2 separate regions of the Homo sapiens genome follow, and region 2 is linked to region 1. The links are chromatin loops, found by intact Hi-C in ENCODE. Cell type or tissue: ascending aorta. All regions are shown on one strand.

Evidence for each region. A loop is a pair of places that touch in the nucleus more often than their neighbours do. Peaks named below come from ENCODE experiments on the same cell type or tissue, not always from the same donor. Only the 100,000 strongest peaks of a DNase experiment are listed, where the experiment ranks them.
Region 2: it touches region 1 in a loop (1.9-fold over the local background); 4 of 110 quality-filtered maps call a loop at or near these places.

The regions. Positions count from the first base shown.
Region 1 is chr12:23,211,278-23,219,277 of GRCh38, forward strand. No RefSeq gene overlaps it. Among named protein-coding and RNA genes, the nearest start is that of LINC02955, 520 kb to the left of the region's middle. In ascending aorta, no CTCF peak of the experiment used is centred here; no DNase peak of the experiment used is centred here; H3K4me3 peaks cover 401 bases; H3K27ac peaks cover 1,314 bases.
Region 2 is chr12:23,945,340-23,953,339 of GRCh38, forward strand. It overlaps SOX5 (SRY-box transcription factor 5), which reads right to left and starts at 4,331. Exons shown (of 15, transcript NM_006940.6): 1 at 4,225-4,331. The coding sequence starts at 4,262. In ascending aorta, no CTCF peak of the experiment used is centred here; a DNase peak (open chromatin) is centred at 4,532; H3K4me3 peaks cover 4,245 bases.

The sequences.
Region 1 (8,000 bases):
ATTAATATTGTGGATTGCATAAAATGTATTATTAAAATTAATTTTCCTTGTTTCTTTCTGCTTTTTAAAAAATATGGCTACTAGAAAATTCCAGGCTACATATGCAGCTTCCATTTGGGGTTCACATTATAGTTCTATTGGATAATGCTATCCCAGGTTCTAATTCCTTTGGATTTCCCTTCAGGAGCCCCACCTCTAGGACTGTGAGTAAGAGATGCTTCTGCTTTCTATTATGAATTTGCAGGGTCTGGGTTGCCTAGGGCAGTTAAGTCTAGCCTGCTCTGCCAAGAGAGAGTGAAGGGAGAAAAACTGATGGGCGTGCAAGTTACAAGTTGGTTACTAAGGGCCTAAGTGGAGCCCTTAGGAAAGAGTTATTGCCTCTTAAATAGCACCTTTCTCTCTGGGAGTGAATGAAAGGAAGAGCTCTTTCTGTTAAAGTCATTTAAGATCCTTTGCTGAAAGGAACCATATGCTACACAATGAAATATATTCCAGGCAAGATGCATATGCTTTGCACAATAAATACATATGCAAATCTTACAAAGATTTTTAAAAAGAAAATGTGCTGATATTATTCACATCAATATCGTTTAATGCATTCTTTTCCTTCTGATCTGAAGCCAAATCTAAAACTTTTCCTTTCTCCTCTGCCCCAACCCCTGACAATGAATATGTTATACAAAAGCAATCTAAGATTTTTGGTTTTGGTCAAGAGGAATTTGTTTCTAGTCACTGAAATTTAAGTCTCAATAAATCATAAGCTCCAAACAGACTGCCAAATATCCAGTGGGCCTGGCAACATCTGCAAATGACCCTCTGGGACAATCTGGGTGGGAACAGCACTGAACAAAAATCCCAAGACCTGACGCCGCGGCCTGCCCTTTTCAAGTCTAAGAATCACAAAGCATTTTCTCTTTAGGACCGTTCTCAGACTCAAACTATTTTGAACGCAGATCTGCAATCCATAATTGGAGCTGGTATTGAAAGGAAATTAGAATGCTCCTTGAATCACATCCTTGCAAGGTTTCTCTCTGCCTAAATGAGTCTCCATTGCAGGCGATAGAGTAGGAGAGGCCTTGTGGGGTCCCAATAAAGTTATGCTAGCTGGTAAATAAAGAAGAAAATTCAGAAATCAGTGCAGTCCTGGGAAACTCCATTCAGGGAGTAAAAGGTCTCGCGGAGCATGGTGCTGTCTCTTTAATTGTCCCCTGCTCCGTCTGTTGCTTCCCATCATACATTCTTCTGAAAAGCCGTATTGCTACAAATACACATTTAGGATTTGATTACAGAGTCTCATCCATTTACATGTACAAGATAGAGCCTACTGTGACAGATTAATGCTCCTAAAGTTTGTACAGGAAGGTTAAATAAAGTGTTACTTTTATGACACCGAATATCTTTATGATGCTTTTGCTAAATCAGAGACCTCTTGGTGATGCCGCAGATGTACCAGATACTTATCGCGAGCTGGCAAAATGCCACTAGTGCTTTTCTCATCTATCACACTTCCTACCTTTCTGCACAAGCCATCCTCACTGCTGTGTGTAATACAATAGTCTCCAGGCAGCCTTCTCTTCTGCACATTTAGTCAAAGTGAAACAATTCAAGTCCTGTCATCCTGAGATGTTACAATGTTACTAGAAAGAGTGCTTCACACACAATTCTGCCATTTCCAACATGGATATAACACGCCCGCACACAGATAGTCTTTGGGGATTGTGAAGCCATCATCAAAGCTGCCACCACAGTTCATATTCTTCTCCTTCCACCCTTCTTTTGATGTTCATTCACTTCCTTTGTCTGGCCCTTCTTCCCATGTGAAAGGCCTAGAATGTTCTCTGAGCATTTTTGACCGCACAAAATTTCCTGCCTTCCTCCTTTTTTTAAACTTTTATTTTAGGTTGAGGGGTACATATGCAGTTTTGTTATATAGGTAAATTGTGTGTCACAGGGGTTTGGTGTACAGATTATTTTGTCACCCAGATAATAAGCATTGTACCCATTAGGTAGTTTTTTTATCCTAATGCTCCTCCAACCCTCTACCCTCAAGTAGGCCCCCGTGTCTATTGTTCCTTTCTTTTTGTCCACGTGTATTCAATGTTTAGCTCCCACTTATAAATGAGAATATGCAATATTTGGTTTTCTGTTACCATGATAATTCCCTTAGGATAGTGGCCTCCAGCTCCATCCATGTCCCTGCAAAGGACATGATCTTGTTCTTTTTTATGGCTGCATAGTATTCCATGCGGTGTACGTACCACATCCTCTTTATCCAGTCTACCATTGAGGGGCGTTTAGGTTGGTTGCAGTTCTTTGCTATTGTGAATAGTGCTGCAATGAACCCATGCATGCATATGTCTTTATGGCAGAATGATTTATATTCCTTTGGGTATACACCAAATAATGAGATTGCTGAGTGGAATGGTAGTTCTGTTTTAAGTTCTTTGAGAAATCACCAAACTTCTTTCCGCAACAGCTGAACTAATTTTTATTCCCACAAGCAGTGTACAAGCATTGCCTTTTCGCCACAACCTCACAAGCATCGTTATTTTCTGACTTTTTAGCAATAGCCACTCTTAACTGGTATGAGATGGTATCTCATTTTGGTTTTCATTTGCATTTCTCTAATGATTAGTGATGTTGAGCATTTTTTCATTTGCTTGTTGGCAGTATGTATGTTTTCTTTTGAAAAGTGTCTGTTCATGTCCTTGCCCACTTTTTAATTGGGTTGTTTGGTTCTTGCTTTTTAATTTGTTTAATTTCCTTATAGATCCTGGATATCAGGTCTTTGTGGGATACATAGCTCACAAATATTTTTCTGCCATTCTATAGGTTGTCTGTTTACTCTGTTGATAGTTTCTTTTGCTGTGCAGAAGCTCTTTAGTTTAATTAGGTCTCATTTATCAATGTTTGTTTTTGTTGCAATTGCATTTGGCATCTTCATCATAAAATCTTTGCCATGGCTATGTCCAGAATGGTATTTCCTAGGTTATCATCCAGAGTTTTATAATTTTAGGTTTTACATTTAAGTCTTTTTTTTTTTTCTTTTTTTTTAGACGGAGTTTCACTCTTTTGCCCAGGCTGGAGTGAATGGCGCAATCTCGGCTCGCTGCAACCTCTGCCCCCTCAGTTCAAGTGATTCTCCTGACCCAGCCTCCCGAGTAGCTGGGATTATAGGCACTTGCCACCATGCCTGGTTAATTTTTTTTTGTATTTTTAGTAGAGACGGGGTTTCTCTATGTCAGCCAGGCTGGTCTTGAACTCCTGACCTCAGGTAATCCACCTGCCTTGGCCTCCCAAAGTGCTGGGATTACAGGTGTGAGCCACCATGCCTGGCTACATTTAAGTCTTTAATCTACCTGGAGTTGATTTTTGTATATGATATAAGGTAGGGACTCCAGTTTCAATCTTCTGCATATAGCTAGCCAGGTATCCCAGGACCATTTATTGAATAGGGAGCCCTTTCCCCATTGTTGATAAAGTTTGTATATTTGTTCCCACCCAAATTTCATGTTCAATTATAATCTCCAGTATTGGAGGAGGAACCCGGTGGGAGGCGATTGAATTATCGGAGTGATTTCTCAACAGTTTGGCACCATCCTCTTGGTACTAATCCTCACAATAGTGAGTGACTTCTTACAAGATCTGACTGTTAATAAGTATATGGCACCTTGCTCTCCCCTTTTCTGGCTCCTGTTCTAATGTGACATGCCTGTTCCCCCTTCACCTTGTATCGTGATTGTAAGCTTCCTGAGGCCTCCCCAGAAGCTGAGCAGATGCCAGCACCATGCATCTTGTAATGCCCACAGAACTGTGAGGTAATTAAATCTCTTTTCTTACAAATTACCCATTGTCAGGTGTTCTGTGCAATGCAGGAACAGCATAATACAGAAAATTGGTAATGAGAAGTGGGGCATTGCTATAAAGATACCTGAAAATGTGGAAGTGCCTTTGGAACTGAGTAATAGGCAGAGGTTGGAGGAGTTTGGAGCGCTCAGAAGATGACAAGAACACAAGGAAAAGTTTGGAACTTCTTAGAGACTTGTTAAGTGGTTGTGACCAAAATGCTGATAGAAATAAGGAGAGTGAAGGCCAGACTGATGGGGCCTCAAATAGAAATGAGGAATTTATTGGGAGCTAGAGCAAAGGTCACGCTTGTTATGCCTTAGCAAAAGAAGTTGGCTGCATTGTGTTCCTGCTCTAGGGATTTGCAGAAGGTTGAACTTCATAGTGATGATTTAAGGTATCTGGTGGAATCAATTTCTAAGCAGTAAAGCATTCAAGATGTGGCCTGGCTGCTTCTAACAACCTAGCCTCAGATGCTGGAGCAAAGAAATGACTTAATGTTGGAATTTATATTTAAAAGGAAAGCAGAGCATAAAAGTTTGGACAATTTGCACCCTGGTCATGTGGCAGAGAAAGATAAAGCTTTTTTTGGGAGAGGAATTCAAGCTGGCTATGGAGCAACCATTTGCTAGAGATATTTGCATAACTGAAAGGAAGCCAGGTGCTAATATACAATACACCTGGAAAAAGACTTCAAAGGCATTTCAGAGAACTTCACTGCAGCCCCTCCCATCACAAGCCCAGAGACCTAGGAGGGAAAAATGGTTTTGTGGGCCAGGCCCAGGGCCCTGCTGCCCTGCCCTGCCCAGCCTCACACACTACTCCCCACATCCTGGCCACTTCAGCTCCAGCCTCAGCTCAAAGGAGACAAGATACAGCTCAGGCGACTGCTCCAGAGGGCTCCAGCCATAGCCTTGGTGATTTCCATGTGGTGTTAAGCCTGTGAGTGTGCAGAGTTCGAGAGTGAAGAATGCTTGGTAGCTTCTGCTTAGATTTCAGAGGCTATATGAGAAAGCGTGAGTGCCCAGGCAATAGCCCGCTACAAGGGCAGAGTCCTCCCAGAGAACTTCTACTAAGGCAGTGCCAAGGGGAAATGTGTAATTGGAGCCCCCACACAGAGTTCCCAATGGGACACTGCCTAGTGGAGCTGTGAGATAGTGCCACCATCCTCCAGACCCCGGAATGGTAGATCCACCTGTAGCTTTTACCTGGTGCCTGGAAAAGTTGCAGGCATTCAACTCCAACACACAGGAGCAGCCATGGGGCTGATACCTGCAAAGCCACAAGAGCAGAGCTGCCCAGGGCCTTGGGAGCCCACCCCTTGCAGCAGTGTGCCCTGGGTATGGGACATTGAGTCAAAGGAGATTATTTCAGAGCTTTAAGATTTAGTGGATGCTCTGCTGGGTTTTGAACTTGTATGGGTCTTGTAGCCCCTTTCTTTTTTCTGATTTCTCCCTCTAGGAATAAGAATGTTTACCCAATGGCTATACCCCCATTTTATTTCAGAAATAACTAACTTGTTTTTAATTTTGCAGATTCATAGGTAGAAGGAGAAGAGTCTCAGATGAGGTTTTGGACTCAGCCTTTAGATTTTTGAATTAACACTGCAATGAATCAAGACTTTGGATGGCCATTGGGAAGTCATGATTGTATTTTTCAATGCTGTTACCAGAAAAGGGTCCCAATACAGACCCCAACAGGGGGTTCTTGGATCTCATGTGAGAAATAATTCAAGACGAGTCCACAGAGTAAAGTAAAAGCAAGTTTTTAAGAAAGTAAAGGAATAAAAGAACGGCTACTCCACAGGCAAAGCAGCCCCAAAGGCTACTGGTTGGCTATTTTTATGGTTATTTCTTGATCATATGTTAAATAAGGAGTGGATTATTCACGAGTTTTCTGGGAAAGGGGTGGGTAATTCCCAGAACTGAGGGTTCTTCCCCTTTTCAGACCTCATAGGGTAACTTCTGGACATAGCGTTTGTAAACTGTCATGGCCCTGGTGCAAGTGTCTTCTAGCATGCTAATGCATTATAATTAATAAATAATGAGCAGTGAGGATGACCAGAGGTTGCTTTCATCACCATGTTGGATTTGGAGGGTTTTGGCTGGCTTCTTTATTGCATCCTGTTTTATCAGTGGGTTCTTTGTGACTTGTGTCTTGTGCTAATCTCCTATCTCATCCCTTAGGCACCAAGAATACCTCACCTCCTGAGAATGCAGCCCAGTAGGTGTCAGCATCATTTCACCCAGACCCTATTCAAGATGGAGTTGCTCTAGTTTAAATGCCTCTGACAATATGAGAAAGACATGAGGTTTGGGAGGGTCAGAGTTGTGTATCACTACTGCTTGCTATTGGGCCAATGAGAGAAAGCAAGAGAAGACAGAAGATAGAGAGGGCCCCTTCAGGTATTCTGTGTGTGTTTTTCAAGTGTGACAAAGACCTTTTAGGACTTTTGCCTCCTCTTATGTTGCATTTCAAGCCATGATGAATGGCTTGAAACTAAACACCAGGGTATCTGAGAGATGGTCAAATGGTACTGAATAGACAACTCTGCATTTTGCATCCGGAAGGATCTTAAGAATCTCTAGTAAAGGGTATAGCAATACAAAGAATATTCTTTTCTAAAGGAGTTGAGTCTTCCTAGTGTAAAAAATCATTTGCTGCTTAAGTAGCACAAAAAGAGGCTGGGACCTTGAGCATTCCACTAGAGCACTGAGTAGGAGAGGTGTTAAAATAACATTCCCCTCCCCCATATAGCTGCCTCATAAAGTAGATTTACTCTCAGCAAACACTGAGCCAGCTTTTCAACTCACTCTCAGTCTCCAAGGAGTTCCCTATGAAATCGGGGAAAGTGTCACAGCTCAGATGAAGTCACCAAGGGAAATTTAGTCTTCTGGTCAAACTTAGGCTGCCTAATTCAATCTACCCTTCAACACTGGTGCTCAGGAACTCAATGGGATCACAGCAGAAGAAGAAACAAATTGAAACCTTATTTCCATTTGCTCTCTTGCTGATTGAGTCACTCAAAAAAATGTTTTAAAATACCAACAAATCCAGACCACGCCAGTAAGTCCCCTCTGGGTTCTTAGGTCATATGTATATAGAGGACTAATGTGAAAAGTGATTGTTGAGTCCTTCTTTTTTATTGCATTGAGCACAGATTCGTTTGACCAAAGCTTTCAGCCATGACATGATGAATATGAAGATGCTTTGCAAACTGTGAATTATAATACAAAAATGAGAAACTGAATGTAAAACACCACACAGAATGGAATACTACACTGCCCTTAAAATATACACGGAAAGAAATAGAGGTCATATGCAGTGAAGTGGAAAATACAATTGTCAATGTCATGTTTATAATATGATCCTGTTTGGGGGCGGAAGTACTGTCTGTGTGTGTGTGTGTGTGTGTGTGTTGGGGGCAGGGTTGTGTGTGTGTGTGTATTTGTAGTACATTTCCATAATAAGGTTTGAAAGCTGGAAGCCAGTTATGCACCATGGTTACCTCAGGGATGTGGACTTCAGTTGGGGAGGTCCTTAAGGATAAATTTTTGTATTGTTTGAGTATTTTCTCCACTTAGAATGCATTACTTTTGTTAGTAAACTATTTTTAAATATAAAGAATCAAATTGAAGTTAGATGTTCTCTCAAATTCACTGGTTCACAATTAAATCTGCAAAAGATTATGGCACTTATTCACTGATTTGATCAAAATAGTCTTTACTTTGCGTTTGAACGCATAGTCACCAGCTTGGTGACGACAAGAAGCTCCTATAGCAGTAACTTCCTCACTGCTAGACTGCAACTAAAATGGTGTGACCTTACAATCCATAACTGAGAGGCAACCTCCTGATCTTCCAGCTCTTCTGACTATTTCCCTGAATTGAATCCATTTCTGCTGAAAGTATCTGGGATGGTCTCTGCTTCCTAGGCTGAACTCTGATACAAGGAGAGAAAATAACTGTCCTTAGTCCCTGGAGAAACTGAGGCATTCTGGTTGAGTTCAGAGGGGAGGATATTCCTGCAGGAGGCATGGGAATAAGCAAAATTCTGGAATCATGGACTTAGATTTCTTTTCTATGATATGGTTGGAAGATATTTGGCCAGAGTAGAAAATAAGATGTTCCCAGAGGTGGTAAAAATTGAAGTTG
Region 2 (8,000 bases), 730 kb after region 1:
ATAAGGACACACCAATATGTGAAGTAATCATAATATTTGCACATTTCTGTGTCTATCAAACCTGCTAAAAACTGAGCAGTACACAATGTCACCTGACATTTAACCCTTAATTGTTCCTGGTAATCAGTCAGGTCTCCTGCCAAGTCTTCAGGACAGTATTCCAGCATGAGAGTGATAGAAATGTGGTTTATGAACTGCCTCATGCAAGCTGCATTCCAAACCAATGTCTTAGCTCAGTTAGCTTGCAAATTATTGACACGGTAATTAAAATCTATATTCAGTTGTAGACATTGTCTCCTCTACAATGTAGTAGTAAATAAAATATAAATAAAATTATCAAAGCCTATGAGAACATCCTGAAAACGTAAAATCAAACTTACAGGTTTACAGTTGCCATTAGGTGACAGAATGTGAACAGATAACTTTTCTGTGATTCACACCTAGAGTGTGCCTGCTAACCTGAATGTACTTATCACTCATGAGCACAACGGATTTTTTTGTTGTTGTTGTTAAGGTTTTTAATTAAGCAAAATATATCTGTGTCATAAATATTTCATGACTATGGTCAAACTTTAGGTAACTAAAATACCACTAATGTCAGAGAGTAGTTTTCTGCAAATGTCTAGCAGTAGCTTTTCATGGGAATTTTACGAATTAGTTTGTAACAGCACCTGATATATATTTCTTTCTTCAGAAAAACACTGAAAAGTGTCCTAATAAGAAAAAAATTATTTAGTCAGCATGACCAGAAATAAATTTGATGGAAATGTGAAGTAAATAAGTTAATTTTTATTGCAGAAGGTTTTACTATTGTAGTGTTCCTTTCAACATGTAGAAAATCTGCTGTCTGTTGTCTGCACCAATTTGGGAGAAGCAATCAAATAGGTGATACTAACAACCTAATTTGCATAATCCCACTACTTTCAATCCCAACTTTTTTTCTCCTTTCTAGACATTATCAGAACTGTCTTCTTAAGCAATCGTCTTACACTTGCTATTTAAGTTTCTAACATAAAGCAATTAGAAACTGTAACGGGAAGCTTAGACACAAAACTATTATGTTACAACCAAAGAGGACAGATAAAATTAAAAGGAAAGAAATAGAATATTGAGAAACTATCAAAAATGGACATTTTTACTTATCATGAACAAACTAATATTGACATTTAAGGCAAATATTTTCTTTTCATCCTTGAAATATCAAAAAGTAGGTGACATTCTCAAAGGAAAACCTTAAGTCACAATTTTTCATTATCTACTTTCAGTTAAATATATAAATTTATTGACTTCTTTTAAAAATGTGGGGAGACTTCGGGCGTTCATTCTAATGATGCTATTACTCACATTTAGACCATGTTGCCAGCTATGTTTCCTTTAAACGGTAAAATGTAGAAGACTTTCCTTACAAATAATTTTTTAGAATATATACACCCATTTGCTTCCCACCTTGGAGTTGTGTTTTTCAGTAATCATAATCAGTTTATCACAAGAATGCTTGAAAATAAAAATATTTCAAGTTCTTTACCTTTTAGAATCACTGTTCTATTTGCACTACCTCCTGCATATTTTTAACAGACAATGAAATTGTTACTACTTCTTAACTATTTAACAACTGCTTATTAGTCTGAGAGTACTGACCATGTTCATTTCTAGGGATGATAATATAGACATATACAAATCTAAATCCAAATTTTGATCCTGATATTTAAGTTCTGAATATTCCTTAAAGTTCAAATAGTCTACAGGCTGGGAAGAATAAAAGATGGACAAGACTCTACCAATGAAATTAGTAAAAATGATCACATAAAACTTTTACAGTACATGAACCCTAAGCAATTTATTATGTCCTCTAGATCAAAGTTCTCTATTTCACAAAGAAATTTAGAAGTCTTCTTTTAGATTTCTAAGTTTAAGTGGGAAATTCATCTATAGCAAGTGACCCAATAGAATAAAAATTAACAGTCAATAGAAATGACCTATTTATTCAATGAAAGTTGCAAATAGTTGAAAAGGCAAAAAATCTAATTATATGTGATAGTTTAGTTACATCATAAATACCTCCTTTGAAGAATATAAATATTCAATATTGTGTCTACATGATACACTGTATCATGCATGGGTGCCTATAGAGACACTCACCCGTACAAATTCAATGTAAACAAATAGTAATGATTTGCTGAGATCTTTGTATGTATTACCAATTACAACCACAGGGGAAATTATTAAGGAACGTTATATTGTGTGACATTTTTCAGAATTATTTTAGCTACTAATATTTCTAAATATGATAGTCATACTAACAACCCTATTGATTATCACTTGCTTATTTAATTAGCTAGTTAGAAAAGCATGCCTCTGGGTGAAAAAAAAAAATGAAATTCCCACCAGGAGGAAAAAAGATGTTAACAGATTTGAGCATCAGAATAGGAAAGGGAAAAGTTTAGTTTAAAAAGAGATAATTGAAAAAAAAATACAAATAAAGTTCACAGCAGGAAGCTTGCCTATATAGAGAAATAGGCTACAGCCTGTTAATATGTAACTACCTTTTTATAAGTACAATCTGTTAACAGGCTTACAAATCAGCCTCAGAGTTGTATTTGCAAAAAGTATAATTAGAATTAAAGAATATTATCATTTAAGTGCTACTCTGTGCATTCTAGAAAACTTAACTGTGTTAAATTAGCAAATCGCTACATTAGGTAATGTACAGTATGTTCCACTATGAATAACTTCAACATCTACCTATGATATAAGGCTATATTTGCAAATAAAAGCTCACTAATTAAAGAGTTAATATATAGAAGTGAAAATTTTAATTCAAAACTGTTAAGAAAGCTCAAACATTCGCTGGAATTATCTAGTAAAGATGCAATTTAATTATTAAAAAAAAAAACACAGAAGAAATCAAAGAAAGATGACAGCACCGAAGTATATGTGTTGGCTATTTTACTTTCTTCCCTGATTTGATACTGGCTTTTCTAATATGTGACCACATTCAAGCGTTACTTTATCCTCAATACTCTTTTTCTCTTCCATTGCTTCACTTCTAGAATGTTTTAATCTTTGTCCTTTCTTTTTTCGTCTTTTCATATCAAATTCAGTCGTTTGAGCGATGAACAGCTTGACTTAGCATATTTTTAACCAGCTGGTCTAGCACCTAGCTTGCATTGCATAGTCAGATACAACAAATGTTTATACAGAAGGTAGCTTTCATGAAAATGAAAAAAAGCCTGGGTATCATGCATCCTGGCTTTTTTTAGCTTTTTTTTTTTTAATTCACCATACAGAATACAAAGTTTGAATTCTTTTTAATGGCAAACAAAATTCTATTTATAGTTCAAAAAAATGAACTTATGCTGGGATAAGAACTCAAATTTAAAAATTGCAATGTGTACTTATAGGAACATTAAGAGGGCTAAAATTCTTTCAAAGCCCTGCTTTACTTGCAACAACATCAAATAAAAGGATGCTGCAGATATTTCTCTAAATAGGAACAACTTAATTACAAATACACTATTCCCATCATAGCAAAAGGGGAAAATACAGTAAATTAAAATTCAGTCAAGACAGCTAACACAAAAAGTGGCCACTAAAACTTAGAAAGGGAACAGCTCCATTTATCCCCTTTTCGCCCCTATTTTTGACACTTAGGGAGTAATCTAATATAGCGATGATGTTAAATTTTCTTTGGGGGGAAAAAACGCTCTCTTATATCAACAAAAGGTCATGTGCTTTACTGAGCAGCTTCCAAAGTTTTACGGAAGGATCAAATAGGAACTTATAGCCTCCGTTTAAAGCACCACTAAAACCTTCTGTCACCCTAGAAATTACATGAGACAGAGATGCTGAAAATGGTAACATTCTGCACAAAAGCGTTTTTAAAAGGTGGGGAGAAAACAATCAATGAAGGAAGAAAGTAAGAGAGTGAATGAGAAAGACAGAAGCAGCGAGTTGGGGAGAGAGAGAGAGATGCTTAAGGTTCATTTAATTTGCTGTTATAGGACGCAACCTAAAAACATTAGCAGAAATCTCGGAGACTTTGCAAATCAGTTCAGTTTGGTCCGGGCAATCACAACAAAAAATCAGCTAACAAGATTGCAGAAGCCCTAGCTAAAGGCTTCTCTAACAAACACGTTTTGGGGGAGCATCTTCCAATGATTCAGAGACTACTGTAAAATGGGAGAGTTGTACTTCAATATATTAGGGGGAAAAAACTGTACTCACCTTTCAAACTCCTGAGGTAAATCAGGGTCAGTAAGCATGCTGGAAAAGCACAATTTCCCTTTGTCACAGCAGCCACCTATGATCGTCTCCAACTGAACCTGTCAAGTGAGTCCAAACCTTCTAAACCAATTGATTTTCTCTCTGTCTCTTCCCCCCCTCCCTCCCTCCCTCTCTCTCTCTCTCTCTCTCCCTCTCTCTCTCTGTCTCTCTCTCTCTCTCTCTCTCTCTCTTTCTCCCCCCCTCCTTCCCCTCCTCTCTCTCCTAGGACTCCTTGACCAGTCTCTTAAAGGGGTAGTGCACTTCCAGCAGCGGAGTCTGGCTGCTCCCCCCTCCGCGGAGCCACACGCTCCGGCTGCAAGGCTCTAGACAACCTCAGGGTGCCTGTCCTTTCCTTTTAATTCTCTCTTCTAGACATCACTGAATGTGAGAAGTCAACTCATTTAACACGTCTCCCATACTCTGTCTTCTAAATCATAAAACTCACACACACACATACACACGCAGAACAGTATGATTTTGTAAAACGTATTTGCTGCTGATTAAAAACCTAGTCTATATAATAACAGAAGCTCGATTAAACTGCATTTATTAACTAATTAAGCAAAAAATTTAATGTTAGTAATAGCATTTTTACACAAAGAATTGTTATTCCTTCTCACCCTTTTCTAGGCTCTCTCCGTTCACACACGGAAATACACGCACACACACACACACACACTCACACACACACAACAATCAGGCATTGTTCTGAGGGAAGAAAAGCAACTTTGACAGATTGAAATATAGCAGAGGCCCCTTCAAGGAAACCTGTAAACAACTTGTCACTCACTCTGTCGGTCTCACTGTTAGCTCGTGCTTTCCGCAAAGTGGTGCGAACGTCCTGGCAACCCGACCAAAGTTTCCTCAGCTCTAAACTCCATAAAACACGATGTGCGATGTGGAGGGGAATAGGTATCCACATGCCAAAATAACATACACGAGCGAACAAAAACCCAAAACGAAATCAAAACATAAAAACAAAAAGACGGTACTAACAAACTGTCCTGTTTGGGATCGCTGGGGAGGTCAGGAGTAGGAAGCGCCCCCCTGGCTGTGGATCTCTTTAATTTCCTCTGCCCAGGCAGCCACAGATAACAAGGTGGACAAACTATGGCTTTACAGATTCTAAGCTGGCTGGCAAGGCACAGCCTCCATAGCAGTTCCAATTATCTAGATAAAAATCTGGCAGCCGAGAAAGGTAATCAGGTAATGTACCTTTGACACGAAATGACAGAGGCACATACACACAGAGAGAGAGACACTTACACAGACATGCATGCAGAGATGGTGGCTGCCCCGTGCACCGCAGCATCTGGTCAGGGAGTAAGCACACACTTACCAACAGGAGATAGTGTGCATTCTTCACACACGCATGCACACACACACACACACACACACACACTCACTCACGCACGCTCTCCACTCCTACTGGGAGGGTTCATTCTGCACAAAAGGCTACATTACAGAGCCCGCCCCAATAAGGGAAAGAGAGGAAAAAAAAGCCTTCCATTGTTGAGAGGGCAGGTCAGTTGATTAGATTTTCTGTGGAGAATTCCACGAGGAAATTCCCTTCAAAGCCGAAGTGATTAACTGGGGGCTATTCTGGAAATGGAGCAGACAATGGCTCAATAGTCTGTACAGCCAATGTCCAGGCTGGCACTGAACTCACTTAAAAAAAAAATAAAAGCCAGACTCCCTGTTCTTTTCCACACATTCCTCCCCCCCAACCCCCTCCACTCCTTCCAACTTCCCCTCCCAATTCCTTTTATTTTGCAGCTGGACAACATTAAGGGCCTTTAAAACCACAAGGGTTGACCCCACGGCAGTTTGATTAGGTCCCACTTTTTTTTCTGGAGACAGGCAAACAGTAAGTTTACTTTTTTAGACATTCACAGTGATACATCATACACATATTCCAAAGAGAAAAAAATCAATTATGAACTTATATTAGTAAATTTATTTTTCATTCAAAGCTTATAAATTTTTAGACAAGTTGATAATAACTTAATATTTAATTCTATCATCAGGAGATGTTCTAAAAATATATATATACACACACACACACTACAAAATCAATGTGGAATAAGATTTAAGCATGTCACTATGGAGTTAAGACACTAACAAAACATAGAACTATGACCCACCCTGAAAAAGCTGTTAACAAGGGATGTGGCAAAAATGACTTGATGCTGACATGATTTTCACTTTCAGCAGTTGGGGAAGGGGGGAAGAATATTACTCACTATTCTTTCTTGTTGTTAGTCTCAAATTATTTTTTGTTACAGCAACAACCTACTCCCACACAGAAAAATGAAAAAATTGTTGCATTTATTTTAAATCTCTATTTTTTCAGCCCTTAAGGGACCTACAATCTAATATACTCTAATGGATAATGTATACAAAAATTATATTTTTCTTCATTTGTTAATGGTTGTTATGAGAATTAGGGTATAGTAGCTGCATAGCTATATACACTTTTAAAAATATTTAAAATTTTTTTCCTAACTAGGAAAAATCTTGCTTATCTTATATCAATAGAGAAAAAAAGTGAAGAAGGAGGATGGGTGAGTTACAGGGAGCCATGGGAGTGGAGTCAGGAAGAGGAGGAGGCGGGAGGAGAGGACGCAGAGAGAGCACAAGGAGACATAGTGGCAGCATAAAGATAGAAACAAAGATAATGGCCATAAGGCAGGATGCTGAGATCCGTATGGTCCCAGCTGCTGTCTTGCTACAGCTACTACCTCTGGTTGTTTCTTTGAAACTCTAATCTAGAAGGTCACCAGAGCAGGTAAGAAAGAGTATGAGTGTTTGAGGCCAACTATAGTATAAAGAAAAGATACTCATATTAGAATCTTCCTTATATTTGATTTTGATTTTATTGGCACTTAATATATGTATACATCTGTACATATGCCAAATAAACACAAAGAATATAGAAGAGAATGTTAAATGGTTTGAAAGTTAGTTTTTTGACTTCAATATATTCTGCAAACATTACTGTAGCCATTCAAAAGACAAATTATTTCTTGCACAATCATCTATGCTGAAGGAGTTGAAATAGACGAGGAACTAGACAGAAAATTTGCCAAATAATGATCATCCTAATAATGATAATTTGAACTAATGGAACTCTAAGATCATAAGGAATTTTGTTCACATAAATTAGCTCATGGATCTTACAGAGTAGAAAGGGGTAGGTATGTATTTCCCTAATTTTCCCACTGTTTAACTTGGGCAAACAGAATTTAAAGTCATTCAACTGGTTAGTAGCCCATTTGTTGCTTGAAGCCACTTCTATCTATTTCACTTATGACACCATAATGCAGAATAAACTGATCCTCCAGAATTTATAGTTAGATGAAAATCCCAAGATGGTACTCATACTTTAAGTGACCTGAAAGGCTTTCAGGTAATTGTTATAAAAAATAAAATTTATAAAAGCTGTCATTAAGCTAATACTGTATATGATGGTTTAATTGAATATTTTAAAATGTACCTCTCTAAGCCATAAAAGTTTTCTTTCATTTGAATCCTATATTGAAAATTAGCATTTCTGTCAGACTTTAGAATATCAGCAAAAGGAAAGACTGTTCCAAAATGTTTTGGTTAAATTTTGTCTTGGGTTATTTCATTAAATGATCAAAATGATCCAATCAATACAATGTTTAATATTAAAATACTGTTAATTGAATCTTTTAAATTTTGCATTAAACGTTAAAATGTTTAAATATTAAATA